2 separate regions of the Homo sapiens genome follow, and region 2 is linked to region 1. Evidence: read pairs that join two places in POLR2A ChIA-PET (ENCODE). Cell type or tissue: endothelial cell of umbilical vein. All regions are shown on one strand. Each heading gives the region's core, and the rest is flanking DNA. Links, peaks and the distances in the headings are about the cores only. Region 1 overlaps FYN (FYN proto-oncogene, Src family tyrosine kinase). Region 2 has its middle 16 kb from the start of FYN.

Region 1 (5,382 bases), core at 251-5,250:
TCCCCTCCACTACTCACTATTCAAATGAACACTAGCTTTCAGCCAAAGTGTTACCAGGTAGCCACAAAATGAGGTCTTGCACACTTTTACTCCTAAGGTTATCTGAATCAAGTTCACAAATTCATAAACTGAACCAATGCATTTGTCAAAAAGAATCTTTATTTTATTCTGGTGATTAAGGAATTGTTTAAAGTTTTCATTACTTCTGAAAACTCCTCTGAGCTCCCATCTCTGAGCATTGCAGGCATTGCCTCAGATGGTCAGGCCTAACATGAGCACTCCACTGGTTGTAAAACCTGCTAGAAGACTGACAGAGTCAGAAAGCCATTGCCTCTGATGCGTAGGAATGGTGGTCCACAGGCCTTGCTGGGATCTTTTTGGACTGCGGGCAGGGAGGCCTGGACAGCTCTCCATGGTCCCGAACAAGACAAACATTCCAGTGCACAAGCCCTTTGTGGGAGGCACCCTCTTTTCCATGTAGCTACTGTACTTTCAAGATCTTAGCTGAAAACCAATTTAATTGCCTTAATATAAACACCAGACAGCGAGTTTTATTAATTTGGCAACTGAAATAACATAGAGCTTCTGGGATTTATACTCTATAGAGGGTAGCAACATAGGAGACAGAGCACAGTTTTGATAACTATACAGACCTGGGCTCAAATCCTAGCATTTTCTCTATCACAGGATACCAGGCAAGTTACTAAGCTTCTCTGACTGTGGTTTTCTCATCAGTAAAATGAAGATCTCAATACCTACCACACAGGATTTCTGTGAGCATTAAATTATATAAGGTAAGATAGAAGAATGCCTAGTGCAGTGCAGACACACATGGTCGTGTGAGGGAATGGAAGTTAGTAACACATATTCCCAGGCTTACTCTTCCCAGCTGCTCATGTGCACTCTGGCTTTGCCTTCCTGGTTCTTCCCTTTGCCCTGACCTGTTTGGGGGAGTTCTGTGATGCAGAATCAGGAGGAAAGGTGGGAGAGCAGGTGGGCCACAGTTAGGAAAGGCTTGGGGGCTCATTTGTAAGGGCTGTAACGTGTGAGGAAAGCTGGAGGGAAAAAGAGGGACTTAAAGAAATATTGCTGTAATTCTATATCCCTCTATGGTATTGAGAAAGACAAGTCAAGATGTGCTATTCTGAAATTACTGTCACTAGATTGTATTTCTTTGACTCATATCATTCTGACACTGGATTGGGTGGGTCTGGATACATTAAGAGTTAGGGCGAGTATTCTATAATTTCATTACTATTTAAGTATACAACCATGGGAGTAGAAGCAGTAGACAAGCAAGAGAAAAGGCGAAGGGAAAACAACTGAGCTGCCAATCTCATTGAAAAAGGAATACAGGGAGGAGTGAAGACGCCAGAGGACTGTCAGGTTCCATTACCCATCCCTGATTCACTGGGATTTCTGTGAGTTGCTAGCATTTCGGTGTTTCAGTTTTTTCCCTTGTGAAATGGCAGGGTGGGAGAGCTACAGCATTATGGCACACTAGTTGGCCTTTTCAGAGCTGGTGTGGAGGTATGTTAGCATCTGGGCCTCCCAACTCTGGCTTTTACTGTTCCTTAAGAAGTACGCGTGTGTGCACTTCTATATATGTGTATATGTGTATGTATGTGTATTTATGCACACACATGAATTCTGGAGCTACCCCTGCACATACCATTAAATCATTTAAAAAGAAAGCCTTCAAAAGGGTAATCTGTTTATCCCTTCTACATTCAAACAAGAATATGCCTGAATCCAAAAACATGACTAATTTCGCTTCCTAAAAAATCTCCAAAGGAGAGATTTATAGCCCCCACTCCCTTAATGACATACTTGATCTTCTAGTAACTCATAATGGAAAAGTTCCTCTTTGTTACATTTTTAAAATTGCACTCTTGCTTGCATTTCCAATTCTCCTTACCACATTATTTTAGTTTTGCATAGGACATATCCCCTTCTAACAATGACAGAATTTACTCATGTATTAATATTTACTGCTTACTGTCTCATCTCTTTTCTCCCAGCTAAAATAAGTGACCTTGTTCACCGATTTAGGCCATGTACCGAAAACAGTGCCTAGCTCATACCAGGGACCCAATAAACATTTGTAATTAGAAGCTGACTTTTTGTTCTGTTTCTTTGATAAAATCACAAACCTACAGAGCTGGAAGGGACCTTAGAAAGGGACCTTTAGAGATGAGAAAATTGAGGCGCTGTGAGGGGAAGCTGCTTGTCTGAAATTTTGCACAGAATTTCCTGAGCCCTTATCAGAGCTCTTTCCAGCTCATCTCAGTGCTTCCACGCAGAACTGTGGTCCTGGAGACAGGGCAAGAGTCGGCCAACGAGAGAGGCTGAATCTCACCTCATTTAGAGCAAGAGAGTCAGAGAGAAGAAGCTGTAACATTTATTTACAGAAAAGTAAAGTCTCATAATAATAATAGTCTATGGATCAGTAGCAGCTTTCATCTAAGGATCTCAGAGAGCTTATGAAATTCTCATCCCACAATGTGAGGTATCATTATCTGTTCTCAGTCAAGTAAATTAAGAAGCTGAGTGTTCTATGGTCTTATTGCAGGCTGGTTCAAAGACTCTTTGGGGCTCTATGTCCTCTCCATAGTTTTTCTCATCCTTAACACCAAGCTGCAACAGCTACAGGAACCTCCCAGTTTACTTTCTTCTAGATGTCCCTAAAACCATTCCGGCTCATGCCCATCTTTAAGCCAGTGTGTAGAGGAACAACACTGGGGATTTGAGGTGTTCAATCATGTAATGCCCCCTTTTGGGTCACCAGCGGCTCAGGCTTCCTGAGCTGGTCCTGGAGAAAAGCTGACCACAGTGACACTGGGGGTATACGACAGCTTTTTGGGGGTAAAAAGAATTATTTTTCTTTCCTCAGTTTACTGCCCATGCCCCCACATACCCTTTCCATCAACTTGGTTGAAAGTTTTACCCACCCACACAATTACAGTGTTCACAATTATTCCTCAGCTATTTAAGAACCACATTAAAGACCAATTAGATTGAGTCAACACAACAAGCCCTGCTGAGGAGCCCATTTAGATTTTGACTAAGGGTACTCTTTCTTCTTGGGGGAGATGGGGGAAACGGTGGATTCTGAAATCTGACACTTCTCATCATAAAGCTTTCCCCAGGCCCCTAACTGCACAGAGGCAGGCAGGCTTGCCCTCCTTACTCTCTTGGCCAGTAAAGATGCTGTCCAACCAGTGCAGTCCAAAACAACCTCAGCACCACAATGGCCGCTTCACTCCGTGTCAAGTTGACAGTGTTGTTCTAGAGTAGCGGAGGAACCCTGGTTACAGTTGACTGTGTACCCTGAGAACTTCCTCCTCTTCTGCAGCTCCTGGGACTGCACTGCTGACCTTGTCCTTGGGCTGGAAACTTAATGGCCAAATTCCCCAGCCAGCATCCTGAGGTTTCTGGCCCCTTGGAGCAAGCAGAAATTGCTTACTGAGCTCAGGATTCCCCAAAGTGTTTTCTGAAAAACCCATGCTCTGTGGGATACCCAAAGGTGTGATGTGGAAAAAGAACTTTGTGATCAAACAAGTTTATGAACTGAGTATAAAAATATGTTAAACAACAGTAGTTCCTTAAAAAATTAAAAATAAAATTACCATAGGATCCAGCAATTCTACTTCTGGGTATCTAGTTGAAAAATTGAAAACGGGGTCTCCAAAAGATATTTGTACGTCCATGTTCATAGCAACACTATTCACAATAGCCAAAAGGCAGAAGCAACCCAAGTGTCCACTGATGGATGAATGCAAACAAAATATGGTCTATACATACAATGGAATATTATTCAGCCTTAAAAAGGAAGGAAATTTTGACACACGCTACAACATAGATTAACCTGGAGGACATTATGCTAAATGAAATCAGCCAGTTGTAGGACACATTCTATATGATCCACTTACATGAGGTACCTAGAGGAGTCGAATTTATACAGACAAAAAGTAGAACGGTGGTTGCCAGGGGCTAGGGGAATGGCAGAATCCGGAGTTGTTGTTTAAGAGGTATGGATTTTAAGTTTTCCAAGATGTAGTCATGACTGGTTGCACAGCAATGTGAATACACTTAACACAACTGAATTGTACACTTTAAAATGGTTAATATGGTAAATTTTAGTGGCATGTGTTTTACCACAATTAAAAAAACAACACATTAAACAGTCTTTGCAGTAGGACTTCTCAGAGCCTTTAAATGTTAATGTGCACAGGGAATCCCCAAGAGGGGGATATAACAAGCAGCTCTTCCCAGCTTATCTGGCCACAGAATCCATTTTCCACACATCTCCTGGGACCAATGTGCTTCAGAACATGCTTTACGAAATGAGCTACTAAATGGAAAACTGTTAGAAAACATGAAATCCTATTTTTTACATTTACATAGAGGCAGGCGAGATTCCAGAGCCTGAAGTCAGATTTTCAAAACAGTCTTAACTCACCATCATCCTCTCATAGAGGAGAATCAGATTCTATCCTCAACTGTGTCACTCATCAGCAGGGTGGTCTTGAACAAGTAGTACTCTCCCCGGGCCTCTGATTTCTCACCTGATGTGTGGGAAAAATACCTGCTCAACCTATCTCACCGGTCTGTAGTAAAATCTAATTAGAAACATTTGTAAAAGAACCTGAAAAGTACCAAGGGCTATTCAAAACGTAGGATAATTAGTAAGTATGTACTAATGCTTATTAAGGTGCAGCAGACAAGGAAGAGAGCCCAGGTCTCTCACATCAGGAGCTCAGATTGTTAAGCACAGAACAGACACCAATAAGCACAGAAATGAAAGAAAGGAAAAGAACCATAGACTGAGCACTTCCAGTAGAGCAAAAACAGGGAGACTGGGAGAATGGAAGTCAGAAAACATAGGTTGAGAAGCTGATTTTACTGCTGTCTGACCTTAGACAAGTTATTTAGCTTCCCTGACTTGCGGCTTGTTCAGCTGTCGGATGATGTAGTTGGAAGAGATAACCTCAAAGGTCACTTCCAGCTCCATTAAGTCTATGAAATACTGCAATAGACATGCCACGGATACATGCATGATTCCTTCATCAGATGCTTAAGGGCCTACCCTGTGCCTGGCTTGGTGCTAGGATGTGGAGAAGAACAGATCACTGTCTCCATGCTCCTTGTTGAATAAAGCAGGAGCCTCTGGCCTCCAGACCAGCTGGCCTCAGAAGATGAGGCTGCTCACATGGGGATGTCAGGGACTCATTTCCTTTGTAGTATTCTCCTGGTCCTCCACCCCCATAATTTTTTTAAAAAGTGTTTCTAAAGTATCTTTATTGAACTACTGACTCAATGGAGCCAGACAGATGGTATGGAAAAGTTGCTAGGTGAAGAGAAGTGCAAGCCTCCACAGAA
Region 2 (5,382 bases), core at 198-5,197, 62 kb after region 1:
CCAGCAATCCCATTACTAGGGATGTACCCAAAGGAATATAAATCATTCTATCATAAAGACATGCATGTGTATGTTCACTTTAGCACTATTCACAATAGCAAATACATGGAATCAATCTAAATGCCCATCAGTGGTAGACTGGATAAAGAAAATGTGGTACATATATACCATGGAATACCATACAGCCATAAAAAAGAACGAGATCATGTTGTTTGCATGAACATGGATGGAACTGGAGGCTATTATCCTTAGCAAACTAATGCGGGAACAGAAAACCAAATACTGCATGTTCCCACTTACAAGGGAGAGGTAAATGATGAGAACATGTGGACACATAGAGGGAAGCAACACACACTGGGGCCTACCAGAGGGTGAAGGGTCAGTAGAAGGAGAGGATCAGGAAAAATAACTAACGGGTACTAGGCTTAATACCTGGAGGATGAAATAATCTGTACAACAAACCCCCGTGACACAAGTTTACCTATGTAACAAACCTGCACATGTACCCCTGAACTTAAAATAAAAGTTTAAAAAAAGATATATTTTGGAAAGAGAAACAATAGGACTTGTTTACGAGTGGGAAAGGAAGGTGAGGGAGCAACCAAGAATAACCCTCAGGTTTCTGACCTAAGTAGCTCTGAAAATGGTGATGACATTTTCTGTGACAGGGAAGTCTGGGAGAAAAGCAAGGAGAGCTTATGTTTGTGTTAGAACATGTTAAAGTTGAGATTCCTGAGACATATTCAAGCAGAGATGTTATTATCAGTTGAATGTATGAATCTGGAGCCTGGTAGTGGGGGAGGGAGTTTGGGTTGGAGTTATAAATGAGGTAATTAATATCTGTGGTAATTAAAGTCATGGGAAACGAATGAGCTCACTTAGAAAGAGGACCTAGGACTGGGCCATGAGAGGTCAGGTAGAGGAGAAGACTGAGAAGGAACAGATAGAGAGGCAGAAAGAAAACCAGTCAGATGTGGTATCTGAGGAGGCGTGAGGAGAGTGTTTTCAAGTGGAAATGGTAAATGTTGTCAAATATTAGCCAAAGATCTAGGAAAATGAGATCAGAAAAATGAACCCGGGATTTCGTGAAGTAGAAGTCATTGGTGATTAGTTGGGGAGTGGGCTAAGACATCAAGGAACAGTGAGGAAGTGGACACAGAGAGTATATGACCTTTTTAGGAGGTTTAGTTCTGAAGGGGGTGCTGCAATACGCATGGCTCAAGACCAAAACACAAAAGTCCACAAACAAATGAAAAAGCATTTCACCACATGGAAAAGCAAATTCAAGTAGAAAAAGGAAATCTTTTTTAAAACAATTTCTATCAAATTGGCAAAATACTGGATATTTTCAAAGTGGGGGAGGGATGCGCTCTCCTCCAAACTACTATAAAGAGATGGTAAATTTATATAACATTTTTGGACTTAGCTTTGTATTAACCATTTTGACCAGCAATTTCATTCCTAAGAACACATCTGAGGAAACAATCATGGATCTGTGCAAAAATGGCTGTATTTTTTGGTCTCCGTATCATGTATGATAGTGAAATATTGGAAAACAACTGTGATAGCCAACAATAACAGACTGGCTAAGTTATAAAACAAACTCAGAGACAAATTACTGAGGACACTGCTGTGGTCCAATCAATCTATAGATTTCAATATTTCTGGGAAAGTATTGCCAGAATGTAAGACAAACCAGGCAATACTACTATAGAAAATATTTGATTGAAAAAAATTACTAAAAAGTTCTGACTTTGTGCAGGATTTGGCTACCTGAAAGGCCAAGAGTACATGAAATTACTTCAGAAATAAGGTTTTACAGATTACTTTAACAAGCACTCCATCATATTTACTACAACTAGCAGAGTAACCAGGTTCAATCTTGGGATTCTTGGTAGGATTCTCGTTAACAAGAAGCCATACATGAATTTGATTATTAATTCATTGGGGATTTCTCCTCTCCTTATCTTCTATCTTACAGTGCCCAATATCTTAATTTTTTCCAGCCTCATAGTCTTGGAGTTCTGCCTATATTTCTGGTAAATCTTTTAAGACTCAGCATTGCTCCAGGATTTATTCTTTTGAAATCTGTTAAGAGGGTTTCCTCTTCGCTAACCCCATGGTGCGTGTTCTTTCTTTCTTTGTGTTCCCATAGCTATTTTCACTGTGTCTTTCAAGTAGCACAATGCGGTGATGAGGAGAGGGAAACTGGCTGAGAATTTTGAAGATTGGAAAATTGGGTCGATGCCAAAAAGTAGGAGTCTATGTATCCCTTTTGCTCATTTACTTGCTCAGGTCACTGAGGACTGGAAAGGCTGAAACTGAAACAGTAGGAGGGTTATCTTTTGTCAACAGAAGCAAGCAAAGGCGCAGATTTGCACATTTAAAGCGGTATTGTAGCTATGTAATGTGATGAAAGAGAGCTCTCTCCGACAGTGGATCCGTGAAAATTGATACGTGGGGAAACAGCAGATCATTGCCAGAATTTTTAAAAAGATTCTTCTTCTTATTTAAAGTCAAACTCTGATTCCTCCTCATTTACTTTCTAGTTCATGATGTTTTCTACCTCAAGTCTATCCTCTCTTGTCTTCAGAAAAGAGGATTTCAGCTTTCTATTTAACTGGATACTCATTAAGGCTCAGCCAGCAGCAGCAGGATGCCTGCCCCATCCAAGGAGGAGGGGCTCCAGCTGGGAAAAGGACAGAGCTTCTAGAGAGAAGCCCGGAGGCGGTCAGAGATGGACCTCAGCAGGGGCTGCACTTTTCAAAGCTGCTTTTCCTCTTTGGAGGAGAAAGAGGAGGATCAGAGGGTTGAAGTTCCCTCTTAGCACTTCTAACACCTACTTTGGACTTTATCACTACCAAATCAAGACTATAATGTGCAGTTGGTATGCCCATTTTAGTTAATTCAATTGGAAAAGAAAAAAAAAAAAAGACCTGCTAAAGACCTACTTACTCGAAAGATTTAGAAACAAAAGCCCAGGACTGTGGCAGCACAGGGACCAAGTGATCATAACTGCCATCGTCTTCCTTTCAAATGAAATGTAATCATATTTTTGCTCACACATGCTTAGGGAATTTCTGGCAAGATACCCAATTAACTACTGTCAATGATTATGTCTGGGGAGGGGTCCTAGGGCAATGACAGGCTGGAGGGAATTTTATCTTTTGCTTAATACCCTCTGTTCTGTTAGAGCTTTTAATAAAATCTGTATATAATTTTTATTTTTAAAAACTATCAATTCAGCTTTTAAGCTATTGAGTGTTCTAATTTTTAAAATGAACTACTTTGCCACTTAACATAAAGCGACGTAAACAGAAAGGAGTAAAGGAAATTTTTTTCTAGAGTTTCCTCTCCCCTATTCCAAGACTCAAATGCGAGCTATGTTCATTCAGATAGAAAGATGGACAATATGATGGTGGCTGCTTAGAAGCAGGAGAATTTGAATTTGAACACAGTGCTACAAACCTGAATGCATTTTATTGAATTTCTTCTTCTTCTAGGCAGTCATCTCACAGGACTACATGAATGGTTTTGGTGAGATTTCTTCTGTCTCAATTTCTGCATGTAAATTGAAAACTATAAAGCACATGGGTTAGAATGAACAAAGGCTTGGAATAGATGCATCCCCTTCCATTTGGAGCCCTGAATAAAAGTCATGGCTTAGAAGAAGGAATGGCAGAGAAGAGGGAGAGAAGGAGAGAAGATAAACAGAATTAATGGGCATAGTCTCATTTTACAATTAAATAAAGACACTTTAATGGATATATGGATATTTCTTATAGATGACAGAGCAACACCACAAGTATTTCTTGATTTCTACAGTTCAAGTGCTGCTTAGAAGGAATCTATTTCTTTTGTAAAATTATATAATAATTTATGGGCCCATGAGGAGTATCCCATTTAAAGGACTCTAATTAGGAATATTTTTGTAAAACTCATTCCATTAATTATCTCCTTTCTTTTATATCCCTTCAGCCTTTTGCATTCCATTAGTTCTTCCTTCTCATCAGACTTATTTATGACATTTTCATCCTAAGACAAAGAAAGAAAGAAAACTCTATCATGTCTCCTCTAGTTACTGCCCTCTCTCCTTCCCTTCACAGCTAAGTCCCTTCAAAAGGATGGTCTCCCCTAGGTCACCAACCTATGTTAGAAATATTTGGGAATATGGAAAAGAAATAAGAAGACAAGTGTAGAGGCAGGAAGGCCCTTATCATTTTTTGCCCAAATGATTTTCCTGCCTCTACACCTCTCCTCTTACTTCTTTTCCATATTCCCAAATATTTCTAAAATGCAAATGTGATTATGTCACTTGTTCATTTACAAATCTCTATTCCCTGTTGCTTGTGGGACAACATCCAAATTCCTCAGCATGACACACTAAGAAATATACTAGGTACTCATAGCAGATTGTGCTGTGTCCTTCACAAACACCCATACCAGCCATGTTGTTTGTACTGTGTGTTTATAAATATAATGGGTTCTCAGAGCATGTTGGCTGTTCTCAAGCCTTTGTACCTTTGCATAAGCTCTTCCCTTTTCCTGGAATGATCTTCCTCCTTTCAACTGCCTAATATCTGCATTTTCTTTAAGACCTAGCTCACTGTCATGTTGACCAGGAAGCTTTTGCTGAACTACCAGTGTGGGTGAGGTATTCTCTTGTGATGTATCCTCTCACGTACCACTCATTGAATAAGTTATGCTCCTGTATACTACAGGCACTCCATAAGTGTTTATTGAATGAATTAACTCATGAATGGTGACTATAATCTCTTCATTTATTTTAGGGTCATTTTTTTTTTATTTTAACATTTATTTATTTATGCATTTACTTATTTATTTATGTATATATTTTTAAGACAGAATCTCACTCTGTCACCCAGGCTGGAGCGTAGTGGCGCCATCTCGGCTCACTGCATCCTCTGCCTCCTGGGTTCCAGCGATTCTACTGCCTCAGCCTCCCAGGTAGCTGGGATTACAGGCACATGCCACTACACCTGGCTAATTTTTTTTTTTTTTTTTTTTTTAGTAGAGATGGGGTTTCACTATGTTGGCCAGGCTGGTCTTGAACTCCTGACCTCAGGTGATCCACCCACCTAGGCCTCCCAAAGTGCTAAGATTACAGGCGTGAGCCCCTGCACCCAGCCTTAACTTTTATTTTAGGTTCAAGGGTATATGTGCAGGTTTGTTATATGGGTAAATTGCGTGTCATAAAGTTTGGTGTACAGATTATTTTTTCACCCAGATAATAAGCATAGTACCCACTAAATAGGTTTTCAATCCTCACCCTCCTCCTATCTGAATCATAGATTTAGAATCATAGACCCAAAAAGGGATTTTATTGAATGCTAGTCTTCAAAGGAAGAAAACAAAACTAGT

What was found. ChIA-PET counts read pairs that join two places held together with the same protein. Peaks named below come from ENCODE experiments on the same cell type or tissue, not always from the same donor. Only the 100,000 strongest peaks of a DNase experiment are listed, where the experiment ranks them.
Region 2: POLR2A ChIA-PET joins it to region 1 with 5 read pairs; 7 of 35 experiments call an interaction of 5 or more read pairs at or near these places.

The regions. Positions count from the first base shown.
Region 1 is chr6:111,824,751-111,830,132 of GRCh38, forward strand. The region is part of intron 2 of FYN (FYN proto-oncogene, Src family tyrosine kinase); the gene reads right to left. Among named protein-coding and RNA genes, the nearest start is that of FYN, 46 kb to the right of the region's middle. In endothelial cell of umbilical vein, for the core only: no CTCF peak of the experiment used is centred there; a DNase peak (open chromatin) is centred at 5,041.
Region 2 is chr6:111,886,810-111,892,191 of GRCh38, forward strand. No RefSeq gene overlaps it. Among named protein-coding and RNA genes, the nearest start is that of FYN, 16 kb to the left of the region's middle. RefSeq lists an enhancer at 2,085-3,030. In endothelial cell of umbilical vein, for the core only: no CTCF peak of the experiment used is centred there; a DNase peak (open chromatin) is centred at 2,232.